Linked DNA regions of Homo sapiens: region 1 is linked to region 2. Evidence: chromatin loops called from intact Hi-C (ENCODE). Cell type or tissue: heart left ventricle. All regions are shown on one strand. Each heading gives the region's core, and the rest is flanking DNA. Links, peaks and the distances in the headings are about the cores only. Region 1 overlaps ACOX3 (acyl-CoA oxidase 3, pristanoyl). Region 2 holds the start of LINC02517 (long intergenic non-protein coding RNA 2517).

Region 1 (10,696 bases), core at 1,133-9,132, 60 kb before region 2:
ACGTGTGTATTTGTGGACTGCAAGGTCATGGGATGTGGGCCAGAGGTGACATAGGGTCATGTGTGAGCAGTGGGGTCACATGGGGTGAGTGGTGAGGTCACGTGGAGTGCACAGTGAGGTCATGTGAGGTGAGCAGTGAGGTCACAGGTGAGCGGTGGAGTCACGTGGGGGAGCGGTGAGGTCACGTGGAGTGCATGGTGAGGTCATGTGAGGTGGGCAGTGGGGTCATATGAGGTGAGCAGTGGGGTTCGTGGTGCAGACAGTGCTCCCAGAGGGTGGGAGCACAGGCTATTGGGTCAGCACTGCCCCCCGCTGTGACCTTGAGCTAGGCTTTAATCTCTCTGAGCCTGTTTTCCTTCTGCGAGACAGTGGGGAGGGAATGCGGTCACCCCATGCCACCTGGCAGGGGCCAGGCCATGGTGCCCTCGGTGGGGGGCTGCTGCGTGTGGGGGGCCACAGTCCTGAACACTTCCTTGGAAACAACAGATGCAGGTGAGGTCTGCCTTGGTGGGTCAGGGAATGTCTCCCACAAAACTGGCACCTGAGGGTGTCTCAGAGGGTCCGTGCGTTGTGCTTTTGGGGAGCACCGGCCATTCAGGAGCACCAGAGCGGCGGGCATGGTCAGACCCGGGCCTGTGATCTGGCTGAGGAGTTGGGGCCGCTGTCCAGGCCTTGCTTTCCAGGGCTTGCCTGGGTCAGAATCCGAGTTAGGAGTGCTCTGATGCTGACGCAGAGGGGACTGGACCCAGAGACGGGAGAGGAAACCGAGACCCGAAAGGCAGGCAGTGCATGCGAAGAGCTCACCATGGGGTCAAGGACAGAGCCCCAGCTGGGGAGGGGGCAGATCGAGGGGCAGTCATTGGGTGCACAGGGCGGCTGGGGGCACCTTCGAGAGTCCTTCTGGTGTGAGGCACATGGAAAGGCCGTGGTGACCCAGGATTCTGGGAGAGTCTTGAGGACAGAGGTTGTTGACGCTGGGTGTGTCCTCAGGCCGCCAGCAGCCGCATTCCGAGCAAGAGAATTCACTGCCCGTCAGTGCCCGTTTTCCTGCCTAGTTTGTTTCAGCGATACTTTTTCACTTCCACATTAACTCTGAAAATGACACACACAACACCCACCTTTCATTGTTTGCTTTCATGTGCTTTTTGGGGATCTTCTCCCCTGCACATGAACACATCAGACTGACATGATTTATTTTTTCACGAAAAACCAAGAACCAAAAGTAGAGTGTAAGGAAAAAACACAGTGCAAACATAACTCATTTCTCAAGCGTCCCTCTCACTTGAAGCCCACAGCACAGTCTAACTGGCCATCGACGTGAAGCCTCATGGATTAATTCTGGTTGCAGAGACAGATTGGAAAACTCGGGTAACTGCCGTGAAGTGTCCACCGCAGAGGGACACCTCCTGGGGCAGTGTTTGGGAATGGCCAGGACAGGCTGGGAGGGAAGCCCAGCCATGGCTGATGCGTGGTGGGACACGGGGGCCTCTGGTGTGGTCAGAAGGAATTTGCACAAGTGGTTTCTGGCCGGACCGTTTCCTTGGTTTTGTTGCTGTGTAAATAAGTCGTGGGAAGCACAACTGTACGGCGTCTACCTTTCCTTGCTGTTCGTGACCATCTGCCCTGCTGGGGAGAGCTTGGGATGTTGCAGAGCCTTTAGGAACAGGCGGTGGTCACAAGGGCCTCCCCTCAGCATTGGTTGCAAAATGGACCTGAGTTTTCCAGTAAAGTCCTGAAGGGTAGCATGTGAGGCTCAAGGATGACCCCTGGGCAGCCTGCCAGCAGCAGAGAGCCACGGCCTGGGCACTGAAGACAGCAGACAGTGACTCTCTTGGTGCAGAGGCAGAAACCCCAAGTCAGGATGGGGCAGGGCTACCCGCCTCCCTCTCGTGGTGGGGGGGCTTTTCCCGCCCAGGCTCCTGGCAGCTCCAGGAGTTCTTGGCTGTGGGTGCATCATGCCAGCCTTTGCCTCCTCTGTGACTTTGCTGTCTCTGCATCTTGTAAGGACACGTGTCATTGGATTTAGAATCCATCCTAGTCCAGGAGTCCCTGATGACCTCACCTGAATACCTCAACTTCATGACATCTTCAAAGACCCTCTTCCCAACAAAGGTCACATTCACAGCTGTGGGGGTCAGTTGGGGCCACCATTCAGCGCCCCATGCCTGGCAGGACTTGGCGAGGGGAGCCTTGGCTCCCTGAAGATGCCTGCATGGAGGAAGCCTCCGCCCAACCCTGCCTGTGCCCTGCCTGCGGGGTCAGCAGCACCCGTCTTTCCATCCCACTCCCTCTGGGGAGCTGAGACCTCCGGCAAGCCGCCTGACGTGTGAGCCTGGGAAACGGCCTGCTCTGGTTTGTGACGGGCTTCTCAGTTATGCCGTGAGGGTGAACAGATGTAACAGCCGAAAGCAGTCGGGTGTGCTGTGGCAGGAACTGCAACGTTGGGTATTTTCTTTTCTTTTTTTTTTTTTTTTGAGACGGAGTCTCGCTCTGTCGCCCAGGCTGGAGTGCAGTGGCGCGATCTCGGCTCACTGCAACTCCGCCTCCCGGGTTCACGCCATTCTCCTGCCTCAGCCTCCCGAGTAGCTGGGACTACAGGCGCCTGCCACTGCGCCCGGCTAATTTTTTGTATTTTTAGTAGAGACGGGGTTTCACCGTGTTAGCCAGGATGGTCTCGATCTCCTGACCTCGTGATCCGCCCGCCTCTGCCTCCCAAAGTGCTGGGATTACAGGTGTGAGCCACTGCGCCCAGCAACGTTGGGTATTTTCTTCCCAGTGACCTGGGCTGTGTGACATAGAAGGAAATCCCAAGCCCCACTGAGTTCAGCCTTTGGGCTCAGACTCAGTGTGGCTGATCCCCATTCTCCTGCCTGGGATCTCTGAGCAAGACCGGCTGCCAGGCAGAAGGCCCCTGCAGCCTGGAGGTGCCTCGTGTCTGGGCGCCAGGCCCTCTGTGCCTGGGCAGGGGGTGGGTGTGAGCGTGGCCTCCACATGTGGGTGGTCTGCACCCCTCCCTCACATGCTCGCCATGTACCTGGGTCCCTGGGCCCGTGTCCTCATCAGTGGGGTAGTAGCAGTACAGCCTGGTGGGGTCTCAGGACCATGCCTGGTCCATACGGAGTACTGTGGGAGGCCAGCTCTGGCTGTGCTGTGGGGGGCCCCGCAGATGTGGGCACCACTGCCAGGGGAAGGGGAGGACGAAGGGGGGTCTCCAGCTGTCCTGCCTGACACCCCACCCCGGGGCCTCCCTGTCTGCAACATCTGCTCCCTCCTGCCCTTTTGAGCTTTGTGGAAGGGGCCACGCAGGGGGTGAGGCCTTAGGTTCCCCCCTCCCCCACCATGTCAGTCCCCAGTTCCACAGCTCCAGCATGCGGTGAGGTCCAAGGGCCAGGCAGGGGGAGGCGAACGGAAGCACCCCTTCCTCTCGCCACTGGGCGCCACCGCCGGCCAGTTGTCCTGCTGCCCATGCAGTCCTGGCTGATGCTGTGGAGGCAGCACCACGCTTCACACAGACCGAGCCTGGTGCGTGCGAGAACGTGCAGCCGTCCCACTCGGGGGCCCACTCTAGCGGCGGCACCGTGTTCCTGTGGCCTCCAGGCTGCTGGAACAGTGTAGAACTCAGGACAGCCCTGGGCTGAGCCAGGAAGTGCCTCCAGCCAGGGGGGCCCTGGGCAGGTGCCCTCCCTGTGCTTCAGTTTCCCTACCTATAAAATCAGACCCACCCCATACACTTGGTTGTCAATGAAGACAACCTGGTACCTGCAGGATGCTGGCAGTGCCTTGTCCCTGGGGGTGAGTTGTGACAAATGCTGTGTTCTCTATTGTTACTTTTTCTCCTTCTGTTTGTCATTCCGAAGTCGCCCTGGCAGCATACAAGTGGCTGGTTTGCTACCTGCTCCGAGAGACTTATCAAAAATTAAACCAAGAGAAAAGATCAGGAAGCAGTGACTTTGAAGCAAGGAACAAATGCCAGGTAAGTATTTGTTTTCAAAATTCCCTTTTGTATTATTTGCTCTTAATTCCCTGGCCGTTGTGTCCCTGGGAGTTTGAACATCCTGGCAATTCAGGCCCCAGACCCCGAGCTCCCGTGACCTTGGGCAGATGACTTGATGACTTTGCTGCTTGCTCAGCTCCTCTGTAACACAGGGATGGCAGCACCTGTCTTGCTGGGCTGGGGAGGTCATGGATGTTACATTTACCGTGCCTGACGGTTCCCAGCCCGTAAACCAGAGCGGTGAAGCTCTGGGTTGTGAGAGCCTTGGATGCACAGAGTGGCGGAGACACCATTGCGGGCACTCAGAGCACTCCCTCCTGACTCGTGGGAGTGATGCCAGCGCCCTGCTTGGTTTTCCACAAGTTGCTCTCGCCTTCCCGAGGGGCTGGGGTGGCAATGGTGAGTGGGTCATCGTTGGCCTTGGAAAGCGCTTTGGTTCTCACACTTGGACAGGGCTGTCTCTCATGTTCCAGGAAGCCACAGGGAAAAAATAGCCTGTTATAAAACACCTTGTCATGCCAGGAACCTTCCAGCCCTGTCCCAGCCATCTGCCCTAGAGCAGAGCCCAGCCCCCACCCTGTCTAGGGGGCAGCCGGTGGGGGCAGTAGGGCTCCCGGATGTGTCTGTGGGTGCCATGAGCACTCTTGGCTGGAGTGCGCCAGCCCTAACCATAGCTGTGGGGAGACTCAGGCCATGAGTGTTGTGCAGGGAGGCCGTGGATACGGAGAGAGCTGCTGTCACCCCTTCTCCCTAGCGTCGGTTCATGAGGTTATGGGTCACCTTCAGTAATGAAGCTGCTATGGGGACCCAGGTCCACATCTGCCTGTCTCTGGGAAGGCCCAGCACCTCACAGCCTGCTGCTGGGGGGCAGCCCCGCCCCTCAGGCCAGCTCCTCTAGGAACCTGCTAGACACACCTGCCCTGGGATGAGGAGAGAAGGCAGGAAGGATGGGCTCCTGTCAAGCTCAAAGAAACCCAGATTGGGCCAGGTGCAGTGGCTCACACCTGTAATCCCAGCACTTTGGGAGGCTGAGACGGGTGGATTACAAGGTCAGGAGATCAAGACCATCCTGGCTAATACAGTGAAACCTGGTGTATCCTAAAAATACAAAAAATTGGCCAGGCATGGTGTCATGCGCCTGTAGTCCCAGCTACTTGGCAGGCTGAGGCAGGAGAGTCGCTTGAACCTGGAAGGTGGAGGTTGCAGAGAGCCGAGATCGCACCACTGCACTCCAGCTTGGGTGACAGAGCAAGACTCCATCTCAAAAAAAAAAAAAAAAAAGGAACCCATATTGAATTTATAACTGAAAAGAAATGAAGTCAGCAGGTGGCCAGGGTCTGTAAAACTTGTAGTTTAGGGCCATGGTGACCAAAGCGTGAAGTGACCCTTCCAGAACAGGCCGCCTTGTTTACCCACCTTGGGTGATACACAGCAGGTTGGGTCATTCAGAAACCAGTGGATGCCTGTCAGCTTCCACTGCTCCCTCCTCTGCAGGCCACATCCTTGCGTTAAGGTGGAATAGGCTGCTGCACTGGCTCATGTCTGTAATGCCAGCACTTTAGGAGGCTGAGGCAGGAAGATCGCTTGAGCCCAGGAGGTTGAGGCTGCAGTAGGCCGTGATCACATCACTGCACTCCAGCACGGGCAACAGAGCAAGACCCTGTCTCAGAAAAGAAAGAAAACATTTTTTTAATGGAATAGAGATTCTCCAAAGAGTTATGAAACAAGAACCCCAGAGATGGGGGGCACAAAAGGACCCCCTTCCTAACAACACCTGTGTCTCTTAGAACTGCCCGGTAGGTCCTTAGCACCCCCTTCCAGCCCCGATCTATGCTGGGGACCTGGCATGTGTGACCCCACAACACCCCGAGTGTGTGGCTCAGCTGCTGAGAAACCCCTCCTCACCTGTAGCTTTTCCTTCGAGAACTTGGTAGCAGAATTTCACGGAGGGCTGCGGCAGAGGCCAGGAGGGGTCCTGGGTTCTGATCCGGCTGAGACGGTGACCCTGGGCTGAGCTGTGGAGCTGACAGACACCCACAGACACCAGCCCCAAGGCCTTGGAGGGAAAACAGTTGCCAGGGCAGGGCTTCGTGTTCCAGACCTGCCCCGGGTCGCGGAGCTTTTAAGAGCAGGGGACATTTGTGATAGCTGAGAGCCCTTGGGGCCCTGGGCTGAATGCTAAGGGGGCCCAGGGGAGACGCAGCCCCTTCCCCTGCAATACGGCATACCAAGAAAGCCTCAGCCTAGACCAGCCTTTTCAGGAAGATGGGAACCGGAAGCTGTTAAAAAAACCATCGGATTTGGCTGCATAAAGGTTCAGCATTTCTGCATTGCAAAAGACGCTCTAAACAAAATCGGAAGACACACAGCAGCCTGTGGAAGCCCACGTAACATGTCGCCGACGGAGAACACCCCCAGGAAGGAAGGAATTCCTTCAGATAGATGCCAGCCTGGTCGGAAACCAGCCCCAGCAGCCACTGACCTGGAGCCAGGGCCAGGAGCTGCAGGTCAAAGCCACACTTCCACAGGCATCAGGCTGGGCTTGGGCAGCAGCACCGTTCATGGAGAGGGTGATGGCTGTGTCCTTTGGGAAGGTTACTGACCATTTTTGTTAAAAATGTGCTTACTCTTTGACCTGGTGGAGAAAATCTATTAACTTTTAAACATTTTCTGGCTCCTGCCAGTAACTGCTATCCACCATTTACCCACTGTAAGCCTGGCATGCACAGAAAGGTCTTTAAAAATGCATTTCTCTCATTTTTTGGCTGAGTGACACCTTTACATGTTCAACAGCCAGTAGATACAAAAGATGGGTGGTGGCGTCCCTCCTCCCTACCTCTAGCCTGGGAGTAAAAAGATGGGCGATGGCGTCCCCGCAGCCTGCCTCCAGCCTGGGAGTAAAAAGATGGGCGGTGGCGTCCCTGCAGCCTGCTTCCAGCCTGGGAGTAAAAAGATGGGTGGTGGCGTCCCCGCAGCCTGCCTCCAGCCTGGGACCAACCCCTGCCACAAGGGCTCGAGGTTTCCTTCAGGGATTTGCACATCAGAAGGCGGACAAGGACGAGGACATTTGTTCTCCCTGAGCCACACGCTGGATTCTGTACCTGGGTCATTTCACGTTGTCTACTTTGGGAGTGAAGGAAGTTGAGGCCAAGAGAAATGCCCAAGGTCCCCCAGCTCGCCCGTGCCGGGGCCAGGATTGCACCCGGGCCAGCTGTCACAGAGTCCAACCCTTTCCCCAGGCTGCATGGCTGCAGTCTGAATTTGGACAGTTTGGGGTTTGTTTTTTTGCCTGAAGTATGCATTGCCTCTTAAAATGTACTTCACCAACCAGAGTGTACCAGACTGGGACCCTCTCCTCTCTCCTGTGCTGAAGGTTTACGGACAGCTGACCTTAGCTGCATCGAGCCTGAGAAGTGCCTGTCACAGTCCTAGCTGGGGACAGTTTGGCAGCTCTGGAGGGGCAGCTGAGGTGGTCCAGAAGATCCCCCTAGAGCAGAGCCCAGCCCCGCCCTGTCTAGGGGGCAGCTGGTGGGGGCAGTGGGGCTCCCGGATGTGTCTGGGTGCCGTGAGCACTCTCGGCTGGAGTGCGCCAGCCCTAACCGTAGCTGTGGGGACACTTTGTCCGTGGGGGAGGGACTGCACCTGAGGCATTACTGTCCCCCCGGGTCGCCAGAGTCCATACCGCATGGGATGCTTCCTGGGCCCCAGCCCACCTTGGTTAATGCTGTGGTCAGCTCTGCTGGTTGCCATGGCAGACACTGTTTAGGGAGCCCATCCCCAGAGCCTGTGTCCCCCCCGGTGACTGCTGGCCTTACGTGGACCTTTCCTGGAAGAACAGCGCAGTATCATGCAGGCAAATCCTGGGGACTGAGATGCCGTTGAGTACAGTAGAGCTGCCATCGCAGGCGCTTCCTGTGAGAGAGCCGCCCTGACCCCAGCAGCACCACGCAGGAGACAACGCTGAGGCTTGGAGCCATGACGCCTTTTGCTCACGCGCAGAGCTGCAGAGCCGAGTGACGCTGTGTTTCAAAACTCACTGGCACTCGCGATGCATTATTTGACAGCAGCAAGGTTCCAGGAGGGGCTGTCTTTCTGGCCCCCGCAGCATGTCTGGCCTGTGCCATCGCTGTATCAAGCTGTGTCACTTTCATGGAAAAACACTGAAGCAGTGCCGCTCTAACACAGCAACTGTGCAGGCGACGGGGAGAGTGGTGCGGGGCACAGGGCTCACTCAGATTCGGTTCAAGGACGGCCTCTCTGTGCCTGGGCCCTGCTGGGATTGGCCTCATCTCTGGGTTCGCAGAGGACCCATGGCGAGAGGAGAGGCCCTCGTGGTGTGGGAGCACGTTTTGGGGTGTGGGCAGGATTCAATGGAATTATCGTGTTCTCGTGGACACAGGAGCAGCCTACGGGGGTGCAGATGCCGTCACCCGCTTGTTTCATGGAAGGTGGAAGGAGGAAGGGCTGAGGCCTGGAGCTGCAGCACCACACCTGGCAGCTCCCCCACAGGCCTGTATTATCAGCCTCCTGCCAGAGGCCTCAGGTGGGAGCCTGAGGGCTGCCCCACCTCACTCGGCAGGGCTCTGGGAAATTTGGGTGCTAGTCCTACCTAGCTGGGGTCTGTCAGGCAGTCCCTACTGCCCCAGAGCAAGTCCAGATCCTGCCACCAGCCCTCACTCACCAAAACCAAGGCCCAGAGCTATAGCGCATGTGAGATCAGAAGAGGGCAGGAAGCCCCAAGGCCCCATGCTGGCATGCTCCATGCTCAGACAGCAGGGAGCAGGACGGGCCTTCCTGGCACCGACAGGACGGCCCACCCAGGAGTGTGCGGGGCCCAGCGGGGGTCTTGGGACAGGACCAGTCAGCCTGGCATGAAGCACAGCGGGAAAGGCGCTTCTCCCGGTTTCTGTTTTCCCGAGGCTCCTGATCCCAGCAGGGCCCTGGAGGACACTGGCTTTGTGACTGGAGACCCTGCTGCCGTGTGCTTCACCCTGCTGTGTTCTGGGAAGATTTGGGGCAGCGTCATAGCAGCGTCATAGGCCAGGCATGCAGCCGGGTCCTCCTGCAGCAGTCAGTCCCCCATACACCATATTTCATCACTTGGCTGGATTTTTTTTTTTTTAATTTTAAAAGTAGCACCTGCTCATCCTAACAAGTCAAGCAATGCGTGTGTTGTTTTCCTAATTTAAAAAATCTGGTAAGATGATAAATGGGAGACAGGGAAAGAAAGGCTAATAAGTGAAGTTGATGATTATCAGCAAATGTTTTTGATATTCATTAAAAAAGAAAAATAACAGATGCTGGCGAGGCTGTAGAGAAAAGTGACACAGATACACGGTTGGTGGGAACGCAGATTCGTTCAGCCACCGTGGAGGGCAGCTTGGCAATTTCTCAGAGAGCTAAGAGTTGCCCTTCCCCTTGACCCAGTGATCCCATTACTGGGTATACACCCCAAAGAAAAGCAATCATCCTGCCAGCCAGATACATGTACCTGTATGTCCATCGCAGCGCTATTCACAATAGCAAAAATGTGAAATCAACGCAGGTGCCCATCAGCGGTGGACTGGATAAAGAAAATGGGGTACATAGACACCATGGGATACCGTGCAGCCATCACTACGAACAGTCATGTCTTTTGCAGCAACATGGATGCAGCTGCACGCCATTATCCTCAGCAGACTAATGCAGCAACAGAAAATCAAATGCTGCATGTTCACATGTACAAGTGGGAGCTAAACATGGGGCACTCATGGACATAAAGATGGGAGCGGCAGAGCCTGCGGGGGCCTTACGGCAGGGGGAGAGGGAGAGAAGCCTGCTTTGGAGGCTTTGGAGGACGGGGTGGCAGATCTTTGGAGAAGTGAAGTCAATTCTGAGCTCAGGGAGGAGCCTGACAAGCCCCTTCTCCAGCTCCTCTGTGTCTTCCCGTGTGGAAGAAGCCAGGTCCTGGGCCCTTGGGGGCCTCCTGGTGGGCGCCCACTCTGTAGCCGCAGAGCATCCCGAGGCCGGCTCCAGGCTCCGTATGCAGTGCTGGTGCCAACCCCAGTCCCAGACGGGAGCTGAGCTGAGACTGAGGCCTTGGAGGGCGTCGGTGGAGCCAGAGCAGTCCCAGCTCCATCTTCATAGGCCTCTTCCATTGTGTTCTGGAAACATGTCTCGTGCTGCGCCGCATCTGTGCTCTGCCTCACCTTATGTTACTGTCCTAGGACATGCACGGGAACGCAGACCCGCGTTCGTGTTTCCTGAGAACTTCCTCCCCCGGGAATCTGGGCGGGGCTGGGACCCTCACGGTCCTCACGGTGCCGTCCTGTGTTCCAGGTGTCCCACGGCCGTCCGTTGGCGCTGGCCTTCGTGGAGCTCACGGTGGTCCAGAGGTTCCACGAGCACGTGCACCAGCCTTCCGTGCCGCCCTCGCTGCGGGCCGTGCTGGGGCGGCTCAGTGCTCTGTACGCCCTGTGGTCCCTGAGCCGCCACGCGGCCCTGCTCTACCGAGGTGAGGCTTCTGACTGCGGGCTTGCTGTCCTCCCCAGAGTCAGGGCCCCCGTGTTGTATCTAGGAAGCTGCTTCCTGCACCATCGTCCTCCTTCCACGGGACTCACTGAGCACGGCGGATGGCGCTGTGGACAGATGAGAAGCCCAGTTCCATAATGAGAAGCATATGGGGCAGAGCAGCGTCAGGGTGGTGCCGAGAAACCCAATTTT
Region 2 (8,147 bases), core at 148-8,147:
GTATCAACCTTGGCCCATCATCAGTTTGCTAAAAATGGCTGAGAGACTGGAGTGAGGGTGTTTTGGAGAGGACTGGGTGTTTCCACCCACAGGTTGGTAAAGAGGAGCATGCAGCCTGAAAGCCAGGTGAGGGGTATAGAGAGACTGCTCACCTGCCCAGAAGGAAGGGATGCCTTTGTAGAGCGTAGTGGGGCAAAGTGCCCAGCATTCCAGAGTGGAGCCATGGTGGGGCCTGCCCAAGGGTCTTCCTGCCAGGGCAAGTGGCTGCAGGCAGAGCACTTGGGGGGGTGACTCACAGAGGCAGGAGCTGGGGAAGCGACAATTTGTTTTTCTAAGGCCACTCAAGGTTACCCTCCCCCACAATAGAATTTGAGCTTGGCCAAGTGAGGGCTTGTTAGCAGCTGAATGGATGGACATCCCCATGAGCAAGTGCTTCTTGGCACACACATGTATGTGATTCTCTGGAATGAGCTTCTAGGAGCGGAATTGCTGGGTCAAAGGGGATGAGCATTTACCTCTTGAATAGACGGACAGAGCCAAACTGTCCTGCAGGGTCAGCGGGAGGGTGTGGCCACCAGCAAGGTGTGAGTGTCCTGTGTGCCCATGCCTAAGCATCCCTTAGATGAAAGTAATTCAGGGCCTTTGACTCTCCAGTAAGAAAAATTGAGGCAGAGAAAGCAGCCCAGTTTGGGGAGCACTTTATTTTCCAAACTCAGAAAGTCAGAGCCCATATCCCTCATCTTACAGGTGGGGAAACTGAGGCTTGGGAAAGGGAATGTGGTAGCTAGTCCCTCATCCCTGGAGCCTGCTGGCACTGTTCTACTCCTCAGGGTGTCTGGGAAGGGGCATTTTGGACCCCTGTGTTTCTGGAGGTGCATCTGAACAAGACTGGGCAGTTTGGGAGGCTGCTACAGGCTTAGTAGTTGGCTCTGAAAAAAACAAAAGAACAAAATATAGACTGTGTCTGCCAATTTCCATGGTGTAAATGCTCTCACTACAGCCAATTTCAAGCTACCAATATGATGACATTGAACTTGGAGAGGGGAAGTGATGCACACCATTGTGTCTGGTGGGAACCACTTGAGTGCGTGCCCTCATCGGCTGAGCCACCCTAGGTCCTCAGCTGTTCCTGATTCAAAGAGAACCAGAGAAGAAGCTGGGCAGGACAGCCACCTTCATCCAAACGTGTGTCCCTCTGGAGGCACAGCAACTGTCTTCCCAAAAGAGAGGAGGCTTTGACTGGGTTGGGTGTCCTTTTCCATGTGTGTGGCACACTATGGGGCAGGGTTTGCCTCAGGCCACTTCCAGGCCTGCCCCACTGCACTTGGTGGCCAAGACCCACTGCCCCCTGGACTGCATGGCTGTGACTATCCTGGGACCTTTATTGAAAAACCCTGTTGGAACCCCTTTTGTCAGAGGACCTTCCTGCACACATTCTTCAGCCTGCCTGTCAGGCCCTATTGATTTCAATAGGGATGGCACCAGATTCAAGAGGCTGAAGAAGAGACCCAGGGACAGCACCGAGACCTAGGGCTTCATTAGACGGAAGCTTACAGGGATGGACCAGTGGTGGCTGGGTGGACAGGAGAACCTCAACTGCTTGCAAAAAGCATGTGGTTTATGTAGCACTTTTCCTTGGCGCCTCCCCCTAACAACCTCCCTCCACCTGGCAACGTTCACATAACCCAAAACACAGGGTCTCAATCCCCTGTACGGCCTGCATTCCATAGGATGGGGCCAGGAGCTCAGATGTTACTCAGATAAGGAATGAAACTCTGGGTTGGCCACTCCCACGTTCCTTAGCTCAGAACTCTGAACATATATTCTTCTCAGACCATGGGGTCATTCTCAGGGTATGCTTCAGTTATGCTGTTTCTCTCAGGGTCATCTACCACCCACTGCTCCACAACCTTCCAAAACCCCAGGGGTAGCTGTTATCATCCTTCTTTTACAGGTGAGGAAACTGAGGCTTAGAAAGAGATCACTCTTCCAAGGCCACACAGCTAGTCCCAGGTCTCATGTTAGTTTCACTGAACTAGTGGCACGGATGACATAACAGCTGACACTTGGGCAATTCCCTGGCTGGTGCTGTGCCAAGCATCTTCTTCCTGAAACCACCACTTATGGGTTGTGCTGCAAGAGTAAGTTCTCCAACATCTCTAAGCTACAGTTTCTCCTGGAAAGACTGGATAAGACGCAGTGCACCAGGGCTTAGCACAAGGCCGGATACACATTCTACAGAACACCATGGAACAAACGTTATAGAAGAGATCGACTGCGCTGGTGACTCATGCCTGTAATCCCAGCACTTTGGGAGGCCGAGGCGGGCGAACTCCTGAGGTCAGGAGTTCGAGACCATCCTCAACATGGAGAAACCCCGTCTCTACTAAAAACACAAAATTACCTGGGCGTGGTGGTGCATGCCTATAATCCCAGCTACTCGGGAGGCTGAGGCAGGAGAATTGCTTGAACCTGGGAGGCAGAGGTTGCAGTGAGCCGAGATCACGCCATTGCACTCCAGCCTGGGCAACAAGAGCAAAACTCCATCTCAAAAAATAAAAAAATAAAAAGAGAGATCAACTGTTCTGGGATTCCTTGGGGGTAGACATCTAGACCTGCTTGAGTCAGAAGATGCCTTCATGGCCAGAGTGTCTGCTGAGCCCGGTGCCACTCGGGGAGAGAAAAATGACTCTGCAAAACAGTTCAAGGGACTCAGCGTTACTCAGGGAGAACTGGGAGGGGAAGAGAGGAAAGTGAAAGAGCAGGTGGGACAGGTTGGAGGGGAAAACAGCCCTCCAGTGATGACTAGGGTTCCAAAGGGAGCAAATCCTACTGTGGGGATCTTGAAAAATCTTCATGTCATTTGCTGAGAGGCTGAGATATGCCTTCCTTCCCTTGTACCCCAGGAAATTTTCAGTAAAGTTAATATTTGTCTCTTCTATATTTATGCAAGTGGATTCTTCTTGGGAAACACTGATGTTGATGGTGGTGATGATGATGATGGTGATGGTGAAGGTAGTGGTGATGGTGATGGCAGTAATTGTGACAATGATGAAGATAAGGGTGATGGTGATGATGATGATGGTGTTGATGATGGTGACGGTGATGATGGTGTTGATGGTGGTAATGATGAGGATGAGGGTAATGTTGATCATGATGGTGATGGTGGTAATGGTGATGATGATAATGATAATGATGCTGATGATGATAGTGATGGTGATGATGACAGTAATGGTGATGATGATGGTGTTGATGGTGCTAATAATGAGGATGAGGGTGATGGTGGTGATGATGGTAATGGTGGTGATGGTGATGATGATAATGATGAGGATGGTGATGACGAGGGTAATGGTGATGATGATGGTGTTGATGGTGGTAATGATGAGGATGTGGGTTATGGTGATGCTGGTGGTGATGGTGATGATGCTGGTTTTGATGATGGCGATGATGATGGTGATAGTGATGATGCCTGATATGGTGTGGCTCTGTGTCCTCATCCAGATCTCACCTTGAATTGTAATCCCCATAATCCCCATGTGTCAAGGGTGGGACCAGGTGGAGGTAATTGAATCATGGGGGTGGTTTCTCCCATGCTGTTCTCTTGATAATGAGGGAGTCTCCTGAGATCTTATGGTTTTATAAGCACCTGGCATTTCCCCTGCTTGCTCTCATTCTCTCTACTGCTGCCATGTGAAGAGGTGCCTTCTGCCATGACTGTAAGTTCCTTGAGGCCTCCCCAGCCATGCAGAACTGTGAATCAATTAAACCTCTTTTCTTTATAAATTACCCAGTCTCGGGTATTTCTTCATAGCAGTGTGAGAACGGACCCATACAATGCCAATAGTTGCTAATATTGGGGAGGGGAGTTTTAGTTTTAGTTTAACTTTGCCAAAATTATCCCATTTCATCCTAACAGAACCCCTTTGAGGTGTGCACCACTATTGTTGAGTCCCATGTACAGGTTGCACCAGGTGAAAGAGCTGCTCATGTGAGCACAGGAGTCCAGGGGCAGCAAGGAAGGGGATGTCTGGAAATTCTGAGGCTCACTACCACCCCCATGAGGAGGGACGGCTGTTCTGCTTCCTGTGCATAGAAGCTGAGGCCCAGAGAGGGAGAGAAGCTTACCTGAGTTCACAGAGCTGGGGGTAGCAGAGACAAGGTGGGAACCCAGGCAGGTTCGAGCTTTCACTAAGCACCAAGGTAAGTGCTAGGAATGCAGAGATGAATCAGGCAGACTCAGTCCCTGTCCTCAGGAGCTCCTGGTCTGTTGATGGAGACAGGCACGTAAACCGATGGCAGGAGAGGAACAAGGAGGCATACCCTGTGGACGGGCAGGGAAAGCTTCCCAGAGGAGGTGGCACCTGGTCCTGGGGAGAAGGGTAACCACATTCAGATAGTGGGCCCATGGAGGCCAGCAGGCAGGGTCATGCACGAGCAGCCCTCATAGTCTCAGCCATGACCCCATCCTGAGTCTCAAACCTTCAGCTGGCCAAGCAGGATGGCCGCCTCGGCAGTCACCTCTCCCAGACCTATTTTTAGATGTAATTGAGCATTAAAATCAAACACATTGTCAAGATAGTGGCCAACTTGGATCCCTTCCATGAACAGGCCCTCTTCGCTACACCAAAATAGAAGAAAATTTATCTCTTTGTGGATGACATGGACTTCTGGCAGAGGCTTTGACTTCCAGTGGACGGAGGCCAGATCACGACCCAGCCCTTGGATGACCTGGGCGCATCAGTGCTTCCTACCAAATACAGCATAAAAATGCATGCATAAAGGCTCTGCAGTTCATCTCATAAAAAGGCAGCTTCCTCCTGGGGCAGGCCATGGTGCCAGGCGTGTGTGAGCACGCTGACCTCAGAGAGGAAGCAGAGATCCTACTTGTTACAGTGAGTACGCTCAAGATAGTTTGTTATTGTAATTAATACTAAGTTGAAAGCCACTGGATCTAAGGCCTGGGAAGACTTTTTGGACCATCTTAGCAATACACAAGTTATCATAGCCCCAAGTTACTTATCATGATCTCACCATGTGCAGATACTGCACTGAATGCCTACATTTTAGGCATTGTCCCCGCATAACCACCCATGAGATGGATAATTTATTATTCCATTTCATGGATGACAGTATTGAGGCTCAAAAGGGGTAAGTAATTTGTCCTACTAGTTGGTAAGTAGGTGGTTTGGAATTTGAATTCAAATCTGTTGAACCCAAAGACTATGAGCTTAATTTCTCCATGACATTGTTCCTCTGTCTTGCAGTTCATCCTCCTCTTATTCACCCCCAAAGCCCAGCTCAAATGTCACCTCCTCCAGGAAGCACACCCTGTCTGCTGGATTGGATTGGATGCTTCGTCTCTCAGAGCAGTGATCACGCTAAGATGCTTTCTCTGCCAGACGGAGATCCCCCGAGGCCAGGGACTGTGTGTGACCATCTCTGTTAGCCTTCAAGCCCAGACCAGGCAACTCCCTCTGGAAAGGTCTGATGCCGGATCAACGAAGCTTTTCTTTCTATAGGAAAGGAAACCAAGGTCTAAGGGGAGGGGCAGTGAGCTGTGTAGTGTGGTGATCAGAGTCTTAGATCCCACGGTCAGAGTGGCATGGATTGCAATTCACACACTGCCACATTTTACTTTAGTTTATTTTGAGACAAGGTCTGGCTCTGTCGCTCAGGCTGGAGTGTAGTGGCGCGATCTTGGTTCACTGCAGCCTCGACCTCCTGGGCTCAAGCAATCCTCCCATCTCAACCTCCCAAGTAGCTGGACCACAGGCATGTGCTACCATGCCGGCTAACTTTTTGATTTTTTATAGAGATGGGGTTTCCCTATTTTTCTCAGGCTGGTCTTCAACTCCTGGACTCAAGCAATCCTCCTGCTTTGGCCTCCCAAATTGCTGGGATTACAGATGTGAGCCAGCGCACCGGGCCTCTGCCGTGTTTTAGACACGCTGGTATGGACAAGCTACCTGAGCTGTCTGAGCGTTCACTTTGTTAGGATGCAGACACTGCTGTTATCCCAGGGTTACCGTGAATGTGGAACCAAAAATCAAGCCTTTCAAGCCCTTAGCCTGGTATCTGGTGAACACTCAGAGTTCCACAAGTGATCATTTCTATTGACATGAAGAAACAAAACCAAACCAGACTTCATTGCCACACAGACTAGGGACAAAACAGACTTATCTCCTTGTTTTTTCTACAAAAAGCCCGTACCAGTGTGCCCCAGGAGTAATCTTTTTCACTTTGAAAGTTTGTGGCAAGCTATATATATATATTCCTCCTCCTCCTTCTTTTAACAACCTTTTAAACATATAGAAACCAGTCTTATCTTCTGGGCCATATAAAAACAGGCTGTGTGCTGGATGTGGTCTGCAGGCTGCAGTTTGCAGACATCTGCCCCGGAGAATTGGCTGGCCTGGGGAATCCCTTCTGAGGAGGATGAGGTCTGTAATGTGTATGTAACATTGGGGTCTGTTACATGTATGTACTACGATGTATTTAACATGAGGATAAGTAATATTAAAAGGACAATAACCATTTTTCAGAACAAATGAAAGCCATAAATAATCACATTGTGACAAAGCTGAAACACCAAAGACAGAGAATCTTTTTTTTTTTTTTTTTTGAGACAGGGTCTCGCTCTCTTGCCCTGGCTGGAGTGCAGTGGTGCAATCACAGCTCACTGCAACCTCTGCAACCTCTGCCTTCTGGGCTCAAGTGATCCTCCCACCTCAGCCTCCCGAGTAACTGGGACTACAGGCTCATGCCTAATTTTTAAATCTTTTTGTAGAGACAAGATCTCCCTATATTATCCGGACTGGTCTCCAACTCCTGGGCTCAGGTGATCCTCCCACCTCGACCTCCCAAAGTGCTGGGATCATAGGCGTGAGCCACTGTGCTGGCCTAACGAGAGGATTGTAAAATCCACTAGAGAGAAAAGACCATTTGCCTACAAGGCTGACAGTTATACTTTGGCATGCTTCTGACCCCACCACAATAGAACCCGCTGGCAGAACAAATGGCAGGTGACAGAAATCAGAACCGAGGCTGTGGTATATTTTAGATATTTCATTATCAGAATGCAACAGTGTGACAGGCCAGATGATAGATTCATAGGTTAACTATGTTTTCTATTTGTTATGTGCTTGAAATATTTCATGATCTTAAAATGTTCCTATCTAGAATATAAACAAGGCAAAAAGAGGTTAAACCGTGGGCTCTGAGGGCTGCACAACACCTAATGCACTGAAGCATCTCAGGTGTGCATCCCCACAGGTGTGTCCTGTGCCGCAGATGCTGCCTGTGGGGTTTCCACGCCCCCCATCACCCCACCCTGCTGACCGTGTCTTATTGTAAGTGCCGGTAGCTCTTTGCCTGAGTCCTCCTCTCTGCCCTCACCCAGGGCCTGCTGGAGGGGCCGGGCCGGCCACGTCTTCTAGAGCAGCCCTCGGCCAGGGACGACAGGAGTGGAGGAGGAACACCCAGCTCCCTCTCCCCTTGGTGGGCGAGGCTGCCGTGTGTCCCACACACCACTGCAGAGGTCACAGAAGGATGGTGCCTGGGCACCCACCAGGGCAGTCTGAAGAAGGCACATGGGCTCCTTTCCCTCCCTGTCTCGCTTCCCTGCTGTCCCACTAGGGCTTCCAGGGATCACCTCGCAACAAACCACTCACACCTGAATACTTGATTCAGGCCCGGCTTGGGGCCCTGGCCCTAGACAGCGTGCTCACACGCTAGACAAATGCTCACACGTGTGTGCCTGGCTCTCAGCTCCCGCCAGGTCTTCTTTACCCAAGATTCCACAACATTTATTCTGCACACCTGTCGGCCCACAACAAGACTAGCATTACTGTTGAGCCTAAGGAGGAAGAGGGTCCCGGGTGGTGATACAACCTGCAGGGTAAGCCAATGGTGGGCAGGAGGAGAGATGGTGAAGGGGCTGAGAAGAATGCAGGGGGCCTGGTCACGGCCGGGGGTGGGAGGCCTCATCCCAGGCGGGCCTGGTTGCAGGGCGGGGCATTGCAGGAGGCCTGGCTGCAGGGAGGAGACTGTCTCAGGGGGCCCTGGTTGCAGCAGGGGGCCCTGGTTGCAGCAGGGGGCCCTGGTTGCAACAGGGGGCCCTGGTTGCAGCAGGGATCGGGGGGTGTCAC

What was found. A loop is a pair of places that touch in the nucleus more often than their neighbours do. Peaks named below come from ENCODE experiments on the same cell type or tissue, not always from the same donor. Only the 100,000 strongest peaks of a DNase experiment are listed, where the experiment ranks them.
Region 1: it touches region 2 in a loop (1.9-fold over the local background); 18 of 110 quality-filtered maps call a loop at or near these places.

Annotation. Positions count from the first base shown.
Region 1 is chr4:8,374,769-8,385,464 of GRCh38, reverse strand. It overlaps ACOX3 (acyl-CoA oxidase 3, pristanoyl), which reads left to right. Exons shown (of 18, transcript NM_003501.3): 14 at 3,858-3,973; 15 at 10,313-10,487. Among named protein-coding and RNA genes, the nearest start is that of LINC02517, 60 kb to the right of the region's middle. RefSeq lists enhancers at 2,785-3,383, 3,384-3,983, 8,690-9,207, 10,354-10,696. In heart left ventricle, for the core only: no CTCF peak of the experiment used is centred there; a DNase peak (open chromatin) is centred at 4,366; H3K27ac peaks cover 4,557 bases.
Region 2 is chr4:8,316,501-8,324,647 of GRCh38, reverse strand. LINC02517 (long intergenic non-protein coding RNA 2517) reads right to left here and starts at 4,472. Exons shown (of 2, transcript NR_149126.1): 1 at 4,126-4,472; 2 at 683-929. RefSeq lists an enhancer at 239-739. In heart left ventricle, for the core only: a CTCF peak has its summit at 4,062; a DNase peak (open chromatin) is centred at 4,739; H3K27ac peaks cover 2,770 bases.